3 separate regions of the Homo sapiens genome follow, and regions 1 and 2 are each linked to region 3. The links are chromatin contacts, found by Hi-C or POLR2A ChIA-PET in ENCODE. All regions are on one chromosome and are shown on one strand. The core of a region is the stretch at or near the end of the contact, and the rest is flanking DNA. Distances in the headings are between cores, read along the strand shown. Region 1 overlaps GNA12 (G protein subunit alpha 12). Region 2 overlaps GNA12 (G protein subunit alpha 12). Region 3 has its middle 49 kb from the start of CARD11-AS1.

Evidence for each region. A loop is a pair of places that touch in the nucleus more often than their neighbours do. ChIA-PET counts read pairs that join two places held with the same protein, here RNA polymerase II (POLR2A). Pooled maps may share reads with other maps.
Region 1: a pooled map shows a loop between it and region 3 (2.5-fold over the local background). The contact joins two enhancer-like sites. A Hi-C loop is called at or near these places in 2 of 50 pooled maps. POLR2A ChIA-PET finds 5 or more read pairs at or near these places in 3 of 52 experiments (PC-9, Panc1 and activated CD4-positive, alpha-beta T cell).
Region 2: a loop to region 3 is called in a pooled map, with 2.4 times the contacts of the local background. The contact joins two enhancer-like sites. A Hi-C loop is called at or near these places in 1 of 50 pooled maps. POLR2A ChIA-PET finds 5 or more read pairs at or near these places in 3 of 52 experiments (A549, H1 and RWPE1).

Annotation. Positions count from the first base shown.
Region 1 is chr7:2,772,445-2,775,514 of GRCh38, reverse strand. The region is part of intron 2 of GNA12 (G protein subunit alpha 12); the gene reads left to right. Among named protein-coding and RNA genes, the nearest start is that of GNA12, 70 kb to the left of the region's middle. RefSeq lists an enhancer at 2,539-2,588. Within about 2 kb of position 1,799, at least 6 of the 41 ENCODE cell types and tissues checked have a DNase peak (open chromatin) inside an H3K27ac peak, as active enhancers do.
Region 2 is chr7:2,806,331-2,809,620 of GRCh38, reverse strand. All of the region lies in intron 1 of GNA12 (G protein subunit alpha 12), which reads left to right. Among named protein-coding and RNA genes, the nearest start is that of GNA12, 36 kb to the left of the region's middle. RefSeq lists enhancers at 1-845, 846-1,703. Within about 2 kb of position 1,385, at least 4 of the 41 ENCODE cell types and tissues checked have a DNase peak (open chromatin) inside an H3K27ac peak, as active enhancers do.
Region 3 is chr7:2,893,128-2,896,369 of GRCh38, reverse strand. No RefSeq gene overlaps it. Among named protein-coding and RNA genes, the nearest start is that of CARD11-AS1, 49 kb to the left of the region's middle. Within about 2 kb of position 1,694, at least 5 of the 41 ENCODE cell types and tissues checked have a DNase peak (open chromatin) inside an H3K27ac peak, as active enhancers do.

The sequences.
Region 1 (3,070 bases), core at 550-3,049, 120 kb after region 3:
ACTGGGCACGACGTTCCTCCTGAGCTGCTGTGGCTGAGATAGAAGGGATCAGCAATGGAGGCTTTATTTGCAGATGATTTTCCTCCTCTCGGTTTGTCGTTCCCACTCTTCGTCTTCCAGAACCTTTTTAGACCCCATGACTTCAATCCTCATCACCCAGGACATTCAGGCTGGCTCTGTCTCCTTCCCATCAACTTAATATGACCGTATCTAACCCTAAATGAGGCTGCAAAATTAAAAGCAGCATACTAGCACCAGAGAAAGGATATCTTAAGCCTATTCAAATCAAACCTCAACACCCTGGAAGCTGGCGCAGCGGCTGCCTACAGAAAGGAGAGCTAGGGAGCTGAGACACTGGTTTCTCTAGCGTCCTCCTCCCCTGTTACGAATTTGGTACTCTGTGCATGTATTGTCTATCCAAAAACTTGAAAGATGTTAGTCATCCTCAGTAGAGGGGAAGTAACTCATCACATAGTGAAAAGTCCAAATTGTTTAACTCTTTAAGCCACGTCTGGTGCCACCAAATTGGGAAGGGATGTCGGTAAATTAAATTGTGCAATTCATACTCTTTTGAGAATATTATTAATATTGACTCTCATATCTTGACTGCCTGCTGTGCCAACCACTGTGCATGAGTCAACCCAACCCCAGGTAAGAAGGTGGCTCAGTAACACAGATAGCTGCGTAAATATGTGACAGTGTTTAAAAGGGGGGAAAAACAAGTACCCTGGGCTTTGTACTTATGTTTATTCTTAGACGTGCCTGATTTTATTTACCTTTGAAAGAAGTTATATAAAAAGGAAGACAAACCTGTAAGTGCAAAAGGAATGAAGATTCAGTGACACGTGTTGACTGTAGGTTCTCAAACCTTGTACTTTTTTTGACCCTTATATCATTAAAGCATTCGACACATTAGCAACCTGGACCCCCCCTTTGCCTCGGCAAGCCCATCTCCTGCTCCCCTCCTCTCTGTCACTGCTGCAGGCGCACTGGCCTTCCTGCTGCTCCCTGCACACTCAGGGCCTCCCAGCGCCATCAGGGCCCTTGTGCTTGCTGTTCCTTCTGCCTGGAATGCACTTCCTCCTTTATCTCATCAAGGTTTTGACTCAGATGTTATCTTCATGAAATCTTACCTGACAATCTTGATTAAAGTCAAAACCGCACCCACCACTACCTATTACCTTTCCCTATTTCATTTAAAAAATGTTTTTATTGGAGAATTACATATATATACACACATATATATGCATGCATGTGTGTATATATGCATATACATGTATAGAAATAAAAGTGCATCTATATTAACTCAGTTTTCACAAACTGAGCAGATTGTGTGACCTGCCGCCAGCTCAGGAAACAATGACCTGTGCCCCAGAACCCCTTTCATCTTCACACCACCTTCTGCTCTCCAGAAGTAACCAGTTCTGACCGTGAACACCAGCTGTTCTGTAGAATGGGTATTTCTGCGTTGCTGCTTCATCTGTGGCCTCACACGGTATTTACTCCTGTGTTACTGGCTCCTTCTCGTCGCCATTTCGTTTTGTGCGGTTCTTCCAATTCTGCGGCACGTTCTTCCTTGTTGCTGCATGGTAATTCCATTTTGTGAATGTCCCGCAATTTAGTTCCCTGCCCTCCTGGTGATGGGCGTCCGGGTAGACGCCAGCTCAGCGTCATTACAAAAATGTTACTGTAGGTATTCAAGAACCTGTCTTTTGGTGAAGAGATGTAGGCATTTCCCTCAGGGCTGTCCAGGGGTGGACTTGCTGGGGCATCCAGGTGTGCCTGGGTTCAGTGTTCATGGATTTTTCACAGTGTTTGTATTTGTGCTCTACCAGCAGAGGCCAAGTTCCCATTACTCCACCTCATCACCAGTGCTTGTCCTCTTTTTCAAATAGCCATTCTGGTGGCCGTGTAGAGGTATCTCATTCTGGTTTTGTTTGTTTGTTTATTTTTGAGACTGAGTCTCACTCTGTCGCCCTGGCTGGAGTGCAGTGGTGTGATTTTGGCTCACTGCAGCCTCTGCCTCCCGGGTTCAAGCAATTCTCCTGCCTCAGCCTCCCGAGTAGCTGGGATTACAGATGCCCACCACCACGCCTGGCTAATTTTTGTATTTTAGTAGAGAAGGGGTTTTGCCATGTTGGCCAGGCTGGTCTCAAACTCCCAACCTCAGGTGATCACCCATGTCGGCCTCCCAAAGTGCTGGGATTACAGGCGTGAGCCACCGCCCCCAGCCTTGTTTATTTGTTTTAATTGAAGTATAATTTCTGTGTGCAAAATGCACAAATCTTAGGTGTATACAACACAATGAGATTTACGTATGTATCTACTCACACAGCCACCACCCACGTGAAAGAACATTTCAGCATCCAAGAAAGTCCCTCCCGCTGCTTCCCCATTGATACCACTCCTCCTGGTGACCACGCTAGTTTCACTTCCATCACTGTAGATTAGTGTTTTGCCTGTTTTTGAAGTTTGTTTAAATGGAATCGTTTAGCTGGCTTCTTTGCTTAATGACTGAGAGATTCATCTGTGTTGCTACGTGGATTGGTATTTTCTTCTTTTTTCTTTATAGCCTTCCATTAAATGAATACACCATAATTTATTTCTTCTCCTGTTCACAGACATGGTGTTTGTTTCTCGTTTTTGGCTACTGTGAGTAAAGCTGCTTTGAACATTCTTGGACAGGTCTCTTAATGGATATATGCACTGATTTCTCTTGGAAATATACCTAGGAGTGGGATTGCTGGGTTTGCCAACTATTTCTCCAAACTGGCCGTACTGGTTTATAGTCTCTCCAGCAGTGTGGGACAGTTAGTCCACGTTCTAACCAACACTTGGCATTGTCCTCTTGATTTTAAGCCTCCTGGTGGGTATCAATTGATGTTTTACTTTGCATTTCTAAGTAAGAACTTTCCTGACTAAATAAGTTTGGCACCTTTTTCTTTTTTTTTTTTTGAGATGGAGTCTCACTCTGTTGCCCAGGCTGGAGTGCAGTGGTGCGATCTTGGCTCACTGCAAGCTCCGCCTCCTGGGTTCACGCCATTCTCCTGCCTCAGCCTCCCAAGTAGCT
Region 2 (3,290 bases), core at 136-2,635, 86 kb after region 3:
GCGGTGTACCCAGAGTAGCCGGCTTTTTAATTTTGTCTTTGACATACGAAAAGGAGGTAGTTTTAGGAGGAATTTTCAGATCCATTGTACAACTAATTTTTTTTTCAAATAAAGTATGGGGCAATATTTATGTATTAATGTCAATAATGAGTCATCATAGGGTGGAATTTCCAATGAAAAATACATTGAAACGCTAATGATGTTTGGTTTGTGTATTTTTTATCAACTTTGGTACAAGACAGATCTAATGACTATCTAATATAAAACACCTGTTACTTGAGTGCTCCTCACTGCAGGTATGAGGTAGGACTGCTGCCCTTACTTTGCGGATGAGGACCTGGGGTCCCTTAGTTCATCCTGCCAACAGGTAGAGCCTCTGCTCTGTGCCGGCCCTGGGGACACGGGTGTGAACAGAGCAGAGCCCTGTCCTTGTGGGGCTTGTGCTCGGTGGGGAGAGAATCATACAGGAGATGCTGAGTGGACTCTGAAGGCGGGTAGCCAGCCGGAAGTGGTCAAGGAAGTAAAGCGAGGATGGAGCGTGGGAAGGATGGGCCTGGGGTGCAGTTTTGGATAAGATGGCCAAGGGCAGGCCACCCTGAGAAGCTTCCCTGCCCCAGTCCTCACTGAGCATTGAGGAAGTGAGCCGTGCGGCTATCCGGGGCAAAGGGTTTCAGTTGTCAGGAACCAGAAGTGCAAAGGCCTGAGGCAGAAGTGAGGATGTGCCTCTTTGAGGACCTGAGTTTTTGCCATGAATGAGATGGGAGCCTTGTAGGGTTTTGAACAAAGCGGGTGATAAGAGCTGACCTAGGCTTAGCAGGCTAACTTGACCACTGGTTTTGACAGTAGACTGAAGGGGACAAGTGTGGACACAAAGCAGCCAATTAGAAGACTTGCCATAATCCAGGTGAGAGATGGTGGTGGCCGGACCCAAGTGAGAGCCATGGGAGCAGCAGGAAGTAGGGAAATTGTAGCTGTCTCTGGAAGGTAGAACCACGGCATTGGCTGACAGGCTGGGCCAGACCTCAGGATGGTGCATCTCCCCTAGCTGCAGGCCGCTGCTGCTCTGTGGGGAGTGAGGTCCTCCTGTGCGGCCCAGGTCCCTCTCCATCCCATCCAAATTCAGGCCCACAGGATGGTCCAGGGTAACCCACAGCACCTGGGCACTCTCCTACTACAGCCAGTGGCCAGCCTGCAGGGACAGACAGCCTCCAAGGCCACAGTCAGCTCGGCCCACACCCTTGCTGATCTGCAGAAGGTGCAGAAGCAGCTTTTCAGGCAGCATGGTAGCAGGGCCTGGGTAGGCCAGCTCTGGCTTAACCCAAGTGCAGGCCGTAAGCACTGAAGGCGCTGCTCTAGGTGGGTGTCGGGTAGCACTACTCATGATGGTCACTGCTTACAGGAGGGAGTTGGGTATGCGTGAGAAGGAAACATGTTCACAGATTCCCGAAAGAGATATTGAAACTTGCAGAGGCCAACTCTGTAATTGCAAATGAAGCATAAATTAAGATTTTCCGTTTAGTTGTCTAAACAGTTACCCATGCAGTCCATAGAAGAGAAGATGGATGCCTGCAGAGCAGGACTTCATTAAGCAGCAGCCTGAGTCCTAAGTGGAGGAAGCGCCCAAAATGATCACGGAGCTTGTGGTACTTTCACCTAATAATTCATCGTAGCTCCTCCACGGGGCACAGAGCGGTTTCTGCGCGAACAGGTTTTTCATGAGCTCAGCGGCTGCTCTTCGGTCGTGTGTGTGCCTAAGGTTGGCCCCTTAATTTGAAACGCTGCAGCGTCTTGTTTAGTGAGGCTGCCTGATGCTGATATTTAATTATTGCCATGTCCAAGTGCGTTTTTGGTGCTGTTGAAGTTACCATTGAGTTTATTTTCTGCAGTAGTAATTTACTACTTAAATTTACTTCTTCCAGCTTTTTTCCATTTGGTCTTATCGCAAGTTTGAACTTTCCTCCAGATAGTCTTAGAGGCAACGGATGAGAACAGTGAGCAAGCTGCTGTGTTATCCTGGCTAGGTTTTTTTTTTTTTCTCTCTTATACCTTATTTTAATGCTCATTAATTCAAAGAGATTTCTGTTTATGGAGACAGTAATTAATAGTAAATCTCCCATCAAATTCAAGGCTCTCTTGATTTTGAAACTTCTAAGAACTCAGGCTAAATGTTTTAAATTGTTCTTTATACCTTCATGAAACGTTTTATTGGAAGTGTTGACTGAGCCTAGTTTTCTTACTGGAAACAAGAGACTAGAAATTCAAACATGTTTGTGAAATTTAAGCATTTTTATTACTAATTGGTACTTTATTACTTATTATTGTATTATAATGGGACTTAGAGGAAAATAAAGTATAAAAATCAGTATAAAAGCTTATTTGAAGTAGAGAAGCCAAATGTCTATTCCATTTTTTCTAATTTTCAGTTGTCAGTATACATACACTAAATTTTCCTCATTTTCAGTTGCTAGTTATCCTGATTTCTCTTTGAGCTGTGGTTTGAGGTCATGACTGCTTAGATATTATTGGAGGACAATTTTCGTGAAGCAAATAGATCAACTAAAAAACAATTTGGGGGAAAATAAAGGAAAATTAAAAGTTATTAAACATAAATGTGTAAATTGGCAGAACCTTTCTGGAAAACAGTTTAGTAATATTTATCAAAACCTCAAAAATGTGTGTATACTTTTTTGACCCAGCAGTTTTATAATTCAACATCTAGGAATTTGTCACAAGAAAATAGCCATATATGTGAAAATAGGGATGTATCAAGGAGTTCCTTGCATCGTTGTTTATTCTTTCCATACACTGGAAAGAATTCCGATGTCCAGCCATAGGGATTACCTCAATCTTAGCATGTCCCACATGTCGGACTACTCTGCAGCCATTACAGATCTTGAAATCTTGAATGACATAGGAAAGTGTTTACGATACATCGCTAGAAAAATTTTAAAGTGTTACAAAATGTTCTGTAAAGAATAAGACAGATAACATTCCTAGATGTTAATAAGTTATTTCTAGATAGTGATATTTTTAAGGATTTAATTTTCTTCTTTATGTATTTCTATATTTCCTCTATTTTTTGCACTAAAAATACACTTTTATAATCAGAAAAAGACAAGTTCTTTCTTCTTTTTTCTTTTTCTTTTTTTTTTTTTTTTTTTTTGAGACAGAGTCTCGCTCTATCCCCCAGGCTGGAGTGCTGCAGTGGTGCAATCTCAGCTCACTGCAACCTCTGCCTCCCGAGTAGCTGGGATTACAGGCACCTGCCACCATGTGCCCACACCCAACTA
Region 3 (3,242 bases), core at 445-2,944:
GTTATCAGATCTCTGTTGATGAACTAGAGCAGCAACCCCAGGGCTGGGATAGCCACAGCCCTACCCAGGCAGCTGCCTGTGTTCCCATTGATCTCCCATCACATCCCATTACCGTCACTGCCGCACACATGCCTCTGAGTGCCCGCTTTGGGCGAGCGGAGTGGGGCTTGCAGCTCCTTTTGCTTGAGGCCTCTGGGTCTTCTAACCTTGAAGGTGACCTCCAAACTAGGCAAAGAGAACGGTCCCCTCCAGCAGACAAGGGTACCTACCATGCACCTGCCCATTTACACCTGGTGTTTACAAACCCAGCACAGACCTGCTCCCCTGGTGACCATCATTCCTACTTTACAGATGGGGAAACTGAGGCTCAGGGGGGTCTCACATCTGGGAACAGAGCTGAGATCTGAAGACAGAAACCTCCAGCTGGGCACAGTGGCTCACACCTCTCATCCCAGCACTTTGGGAGGCCGAGGTGGGAGGATCACTTGAAGCCAGGTGTTCAAGATCAGCCGGGGAAACATAGTGAGACCTTGTCTTTGCAAAAAAAAGTTTAATTGGCCAGCGTGGTGACACACACTGTAGTCCTTGCTACTCAGGAGGCTGAGGTGGGAGGATCACTTGAGCACGGGAGTTGAAGGCTACAGTAATCCGTGATGGTACAATCCAGCCTGAGCCACAGAGTGAGACCCTGTCTCTAAAAGTAACTATAATAATGAACAGGGGAACTTTCGAGGGCTTCTCACGGCCGCCTCAGGGCTTACTTGGTACAAGCTTCACTGAGGTGTGCATCAGGTCCAAGGACAGAGGTCAAGGTCAGACAAAATTCAGGAAGACTGGAGTTCCCAGGTGCTCAGGAGGCAGTGCTGAAAAATGAGAGGGGTGGGGGCCGGACGCAGTGGCTCACGCCTGTAATCCCAGCACTCTGGGAGGTGGAGGCGGGAAGATACCTGAGGTTGGGAGTTTGAGACCAGCCTGGCCAACATAGTGAAACCCCATCTCTACTAAAAATACAAAAAATTAGCTGGGCGTGGTGGTGTGTGCCTGTAGTCCCAGCTACTCAGGAAGCTAAGGCAGGAGACTTGCTTGAACCCGGGAGGCAGAGGTTGCGGTGAGTCCAGATCTCGCCACTGTACTCCAGCCTGGGTGATGAAGTGAGACTCTCTCTCAAAAAAAAAAAAAAAAAAAAGTTTTTAATTAAAAAAAAAACTAAAATTAAAATTTAAAAAAAAAAAAAGAATGAGAAGGGTGGGCCACCAATACTGGTACATATGTGGGGGCTCAGCTCAGAGCCCTGGCCCCTCCTCCCTGCAGACCCAGATATGGAGAGGTTGGTCCTGACTGAGGGTCCCCAGCATGGCCCACTTCCTGCACTGCCCCTGGGGTCAACAAGGCCCCTGGTGCCAACAAGGTCCTCTGCACAGGAGCACCCCAACCTGGGTCCCTGAACTCCTCGGTATCGTCCTTCCCTGGCAGCCCCAAGGCAAGACAGCCGGGGCCCTTGGCAGGAAGCTGGGGCTCACGCTGTGGGCAGGAGCTGCAGCTGCGCCGGGAAGCAGGTGGGTGAGGCGGGGGCGTGGAGGAGAGAGAGGAGAAAGGATTGGGGGCTTTCTGGTTTGTTTGGCTACTAAAATTAGCTGTTTGTGAACAGGGGGCCAAAGGCTCACACCCTCTCCTCTCAGCACAGTCTGCTTTGAAACCCCAGGTGCTTGGCTAAAAATTGTATTGAAAGTTTCCACGCGGCTTGGGGTGACTGGAAATGAGTCTCTGATACAGGATTGTCTTTCTTCCTTATTACATGTCACATTCAGTTCTGATGTTGTTTTGACCGACGCTGTGTGCCCCTCCTAGCTTGTATGATGGGTGGGATACGAACGCAGGTATGAGGCTGTGAAATTGCATTTGCTTCTGTGTGTGTGCGAGACAGGGAGACAGAGAGACAGAAGAGGAAGAGGAGGAGGGACGGAGGAAGGGATGAAGAAGGAGACACAGAGAGGAAGGACCAAGGAAGGGAGAGAGAAGGAGAAGGAGGCAGGGAAGGAGGGAGGGAGAGACAGAAACAGGAAGAGGGGAAACAGAACAGAGAGAAAAAGAGAAACAGAAAGAAACACACACACACAGGCTTTTAGACCACTAGCTGCTTGGCTGTTACCAGCCAAGGCCCAGGTGGACATTAGGTGTCTTGTTTTTTTCTTTTTCCTTTTTCTTTTTCTTTTTGAGAGAAGTTCTTGCTCTGTTACGCAGGCTGGAGTGCAGTGGTATGATCACAGCTCACTGCAGCCTCGACCTCCTGAGCTCAATCTCCTGCCTCAGCCTCCAGAGTAGCTGGGACCACACACACGCACCACCACACCTAGCTAATTTTCTTTCTTTTTTTTTTTTTTAAGAAATAGGGTCTCATTATGTTGCCCAAGCTGGTCTCAAACTCCTGGGCTCAAGCAATCCTCCACCTCAGCCTACCAAAGTGCTGAGATGACAGGTATGAGCCACCACGCCTGGCCTGGGGTCTTGGTGATGGAGTAGCCGGGCCCCCAGATGTGCCATCCCATGTGATTTCACAGTGAGGAGTCCTAGGGTGTCTGTTGGCTGGGAGATGCCCATATTGTGGGATGACGTGGAGCCCCAGGGTTGGAAATGGCCACATCTGAGCTCTCTGACAGCTTTCTGTAAGCCCAGGGAGGTAACGTCACACTAGAAAGGCTGGGTGACGAGCCACAGGAAGTCACTGTGAGGACCCAGTGAGCCCGTGCAAGGGGACCCCCCCACATGCAAGGGGACCCCCACATAGGCACCTCCAGCCCAGCTGTTAAATGGCCAGCCTAGTAGAGCCAGGTCCTCTTGGCATCTCTGCTTGGATTTCCCCAAATTCAGTGTCCAAATCCAAACAAACCGCCGGGTACGGTGACTCACATCTGTAATCCCAGCACTTTGGGAGGCCAAGACAGGCGGACCACCTGAGGTCAGGAGTTTGAGACTAGCTTGGCCAACGTGGTGAAACCCCATCTCTACTAAAAATACAAAAAAAAAAAAAATCAGCCGGGCATGGTGGCAGGCGCCTGTAATCCCAGCTACTCTGGGAGGCTGAGGCAGAAGAATCACTTGAACCCAGAAGGCAGAGATTGCAGTGAGCCGAGATCGTGCCACTGCACTCCAGCCCGGGCTACAGAGGGAGACTCCATTTCAAAAAAATAAATAATTTTTAAAAATAAACCCAACACTTTCTCCCTGGAAAGAGGAAACCTGTT